Linked DNA regions of Mus musculus: region 1 is linked to region 2. A link is a loop called in an ENCODE intact Hi-C map of the cell type or tissue named here. Cell type or tissue: left cerebral cortex. All regions are shown on one strand. Region 1 has its middle 4.4 kb from the start of Mxd4. Region 2 overlaps Poln (DNA polymerase N).

The links. Peaks named below come from ENCODE experiments on the same cell type or tissue, not always from the same donor. Only the 100,000 strongest peaks of a DNase experiment are listed, where the experiment ranks them.
Region 1: a loop joins it to region 2, with 4 times the contacts of the local background. A loop is called at or near these places in 9 of 42 quality-filtered maps.

The regions. Positions count from the first base shown.
Region 1 is chr5:34,190,876-34,193,375 of GRCm38, reverse strand. No RefSeq gene overlaps it. Among named protein-coding and RNA genes, the nearest start is that of Mxd4, 4.4 kb to the right of the region's middle. In left cerebral cortex, a CTCF peak has its summit at 1,293 (motif pointing right); DNase peaks (open chromatin) are centred at 1,383 and 2,155; H3K27ac peaks cover 454 bases.
Region 2 is chr5:34,096,202-34,098,701 of GRCm38, reverse strand. All of the region lies in intron 15 of Poln (DNA polymerase N), which reads left to right. Among named protein-coding and RNA genes, the nearest start is that of 4930557J02Rik, 21 kb to the left of the region's middle. In left cerebral cortex, a CTCF peak has its summit at 1,169 (motif pointing left); a DNase peak (open chromatin) is centred at 1,157.

The sequences.
Region 1 (2,500 bases), 95 kb before region 2:
TCATGAAGGTCACACAGCAGCTGAGCTTGAGCTGCGGGCCTCAAGGAGAATCCATCAAGAGGTAGACGCAGAAGTGGCCAGTGAAGTGAAAAACTCGAGAACCGATCCGAGCAAGTTGTGCTGGTATCCATCCTTGGAATTTGGGGGTTGTGCCAGCTTATGACAACCTCACTACATTTGGCAGCTGGCAGCAGGGTTCTCACTGGTCTCCGGCTACTCTCATAGCCCTGGGAAGGGACCCTCAGCCATCTCCAAAATTCCTACCTCAGATTGCAGTGGCATGCAGGAGCCCACAGGAACTCAGGGATCACACTGCCTACAGCTCTGCCTAGGAGAACCTGGCAAGCTGAGGATGGGTCTAGAGCACAGGTTGCTATGCCTGGTCTTGGGTGATAGCATGGGGAGAAGGAAGAGGAAACCACCTCTAGGTTCATGTCTGGTGTATTAGCTACTTTTCTGTTGCTATGATAAAACACCATGACCGAGTCAGATTACAGAAGACAGTTGATTTGGGCTTAAGGGTTCCAGAGGAATGAATCCATCATGGTGTGGAAGAATGGCGGAAATGACAGGCATGGTGTCAGGACAGAACTCCAAAGGCGTACATCCTTTATCACAGTATGAAGGAGAGAGAGAGAGAGAGAGAGAGAGAGAGAGAGAGAGAGAGAGAGAGAGAGAGAGAGAATTGGACATGAGTCAAGACTATAAACTTCCAAAGCCCACCTCAGTAACATACAAGGCTACACACAAGACCTTCCCACACAATGCCACCATCTAGGGACCAAGTGTTCACACATCTGAGACTGTAGGGGACAGTCTCATTTAAATCACTGTAGAGTCCCACTTTGTCACCTCCATAGGGGACTACTCAGTGCCCACTGAAATGCTTATAGGGAGTTCCACCTGTGCACGTGAGATTTTAGAGGTTGCTTTGATGCATAGGCCCCTTGCTTGAAGCTCATTTGAATAACTAACTTGTCTTCCATCCCTATCTGCCTACTCCAAGGAGCCCAGGGTAGCCCTGGATGGAAGGCAGCAAGGAGCCCAGGGTAGCCCTGGATGGAAGGCAGCATGGTATTTCCACTGCATTCTCAGCTGAGTTCTAGGCTGAGTGGAGAAAAAGTAGCCATAAGTCAGACATATAGTGACCCTGGGGCATGTGGCAGGACATGGGACTCTGAAGGACTTTTGGTGTCCTGTGGTTAGGATGGCTCTTGCGGCCACGTGAAGCATGAATTTGAAGTCTGATTTTCCTCTCCTTTCTCTGTCCTTGACCAGCCAGAATTCTAGTTCAGCCCCTAGTTGCCACCAGGGGGCAGTTCATGCCTCTTCAGGGGTGTGTGTGTGTGTGTGTGTGTGTGTGTGTGTGTGTGTGTGTGTGTGTTCCCATGCAGGAGTCTGTAACTGGCACCCTAATTCCAGACAGAATCCCAACACGGATAGATCTAGTAGCCATGCGTAGTTTTCAAGATCCTGAAGATGGGTGCAGGGCCCAGAGGGGTCTATAGCTGGCACAGTAATAGCAGAGAGCAAGGAAGACATGTCCTGGAAGCTCTGGGAGGCCAGGAGGAAGAGTCCAGGCTAGAACTGGGTACTTTTCACAGGTAGGGTTTGGGAGGAGCTAACTGCACCCTTGATTAAGAGGTTCTATGGCCTCTATGGGCCAGGTGCTGTTAGGATGTGCAGAGGAAGCTGGAGGAGGTAATAAGGACCCCAAGTCCCTATTCATGCCATCTCTTCCTCCAAAGCCTGTGATTCCTCCCAGGCACACAGGAAGCCTTGTTTGATAGCAGTGCTGACTCCCATCCGTCGCACACACAGAGCAGAGCACAGCCCCTCTGGTTCATGTCTGACCTCCAAGAAGGAGGACCCCACAGTGATATGTGTCCAGGGACAGACCCTCCACTCCACAAATCATTCACAGATACAATGAACTGATTTATTTTTAAATTTAAAAATAATATTGACATTATATTAGTTTCTATAGACAGTTGATTACATCTTGATATATTTTGGTTTTTCTTGTTTTCCTTTTGTATTCTGAACACAGTGTTTTCTTGTATGTCAAACTTTCTGGAAGGCCTCCAAGTGCTTGGAGACCAGGCCTGGTGCTTGTGACTGGCCAGCCTGGCAGCCTCAGCTCCACCCCAGATTCTGACCGGTTGTGGCTGGGTAAGCCTGCCCCTATGGGCTCCATTTCATCATGGGCGTGGCCAGGGCTTTGCAGTGCTTCCTAGGAGTGCTGTACATAATCCTTCTGTTACCCAGGCGCTGCCACTACCTAGGGTTTGTCATACACCCATCAGTGTGTCACTAAACCCCTACGAAAGCTAGGGGTTGTCATTCTTGTTTTATAGTTAGGGAAACTGAGGCTTAGAGAGCCTACCCGTCATAGCCATACAAGACTCCAGAATGGCTCTCAGGGAGGGACTCAAACGGAACCTCTATATAGTCTTCCCTGCTGTAGGCACACAACGGGCCTGTGTGTGCAGGTAGTAGA
Region 2 (2,500 bases):
TACATTTTATTGTCTCTTCATCACCTGAACAGCATTTAGACTGTATCTATTTCCTAGTTACGGTGACTAGAGCCACAGTGAGCATGGCTGAGCAAGTGTCTGTGGAGGAGACTGTTGAGTCCTTTGGGCATATGCCTAGAGTTAGTATAGCTGAGTCATGTGACAGATTAATTTTAGCTTATTGAGGTTCTCCACGTTGATTTCCAGAGGCTGGACCAATTTGCAATCCCAACAGTGAACAAAGGTTCCCTTCCCCTCCATGTCCTCTCCAGCATTTGTTGTCAGTTATTTTGTTGATCTTTGTCAGTCAATAAATGTTCTTAACTGCTTCACTAATTCTGAAGTCACTGACTAATATTTTAAAAAATCAGTTGTAACTGCAATAGTTTCAGAAATTTGTTTTTTTTTTCACATATATCCCTCCCAAGAGAAAGTCTCTGCTACCAGCTGAAGTCATTTCTACCCATTTCTGTGTGACTCTGCTTCTAGTGACAGAAAGTGTAAAGTGCTTTGTCTTTTGGTTCCCCTGCATCTTTTTCCATATTTTGACATTTCAATGAAGTAATAATAGGTTATGGTTTATTCAAAATTACAAAAACATTGATTTTTAATTGATTGTGCTGAAATTTCATCATTGTATGTAACATAATCACATTGGCACATTTTTTTTTTACAGTAGCTGTTTAAAAGTGTGGTTAGAAAATGTTGCCAGGCCTGGTGGCTCACGCCTTTAATCCCAGCACAGGGAGGCAGAGGCAGGCAGATCTCTATGAGTTTGAAGCCAATCTGGTCTACAGAGTGAGTTCCAGGACAGCCAGAGCTATGTAGTGAGGCCATTGAGAGAGGGAGATATAGAGGGAGAGGGAGAGGAGAAAAGACAAACCATTTGTATGGTCTTGGTGCTGCATCTTTGGGTTGTTTTTTTTTTTTTTTTTCCCCATGTGACTTGAGATTTTCCTACTTCTTTGTGCCAGGGAATTTGAGGTTATTTGCTAGACATTTGCAAAGTTTGAGTCTTATTTTGAAAATCCACTAAAATGGTGATGCTTTTGTTTTAGTTCCAGTGGCCTGGTTATGCTTTTTCAAGTTCTGGTGGCTGTGGTGCCACTTTATCCTGCTCTCAGTCTTTGAGGCACCATTTAGAAAGTTTCACATGACAGCCACCCAGTGGTCAATCTAGGAATTAACCAAACAGGATTGAATGAGCCTAGACAGGTACAGCTGATCTAGGGTTCTTTTTTTTTTTTTTTTTGAGCTGCTGTCTTTCTGGGGTTTCTCTCATTGTTTCTGGATCTTTGGCGATCTCTTTTCTTGGTCTTCTAACCAGAAACCTGAGGTGTTAATAATCTGGAGTTACTGGACTCTCTGCCACTAATCATACGTAGAGTACCAAGCATCCCGATGCTCGAGGGGAACAAATGATAGACTTGCTGCATGTTTGGGAATGTTTCGGGTTCTGGTCTGCTTCTCTAGTCTGTGTCCTGCTCTAATTTATCAGCATACTGTCTAGTTTTCATAGCTGTATTCAGTGGAATGTATTCACTGTATCTCACTATATCTTACCAGGAGCAAAAACTCACATTTTTTTTTCATTTTTAAAATTAAAAAAAATTTTTTTAATGACGAAAACAAAAATATACCTAAAAGCAAAGCTTCTGGAAAAACTATCTTGTATCACTCCTCAAACCTGACTCCCTCCTGACCTTGTGTTTCAAAGCTGGGTCTCTGAATACACCCTTGTTGACAACAGTCCTACCCAAGGGGATATCCAGAGTACCTCATGGGCATGAGCTGGTTGTAGTTACAAACTTTCACAAAGGACTTGATCATGGCAGCTGTCACTTTTCAGGGATAGCGGTCAATTCCAGCTACCAGGGCATGGCTGTAAGGGCGGTCTGAGGTGCCCTCATCAGTGTTCTTCATGATGATGGCTTTTCGTCCAGAGTAGTGTCCAGCTAGGATCAGCATCACTTTCCTCAGTTTCATGGACTTGCCCATTTCAACAGGAAGCAGATGGCACCCAGCAGAAAGGAAAGAAGCTATTTTTTCCATTTTTAATAGCATTATTGAGGCAAATTTAATATACCAGAAACTTCATATGTTACAAACAGTTTGATGAATTGTGATGTATACATTCAACCATGAAACTTTCCTGACAATCAAAATAGTGACCATAGCTATGACCTGGAATATCTTTGTTACCCCTAACAATGTCTCCCCTCAACCTATGTGTGTGTCCCAGTTTTGTCACTATAGATCACTTACATTTCCAGGAAGCTCATATTGATGGAGTCACATAGTGTTTCCTTTTCTTCTGACCTGTTTGGCAGACTTATTATATTCAGATTCATGCATGTTGATTTGTGTTTTGATACTTTGTTCTTTTTTATTGCTGAGCAGTATTCCATTCAGTCTGTGCATCACAGTTCATGAATTCCTTTATCAATCTATTTGGGATTGTTTCCTGTTTGGGATGTAAATATGTACATTTGTACATGCT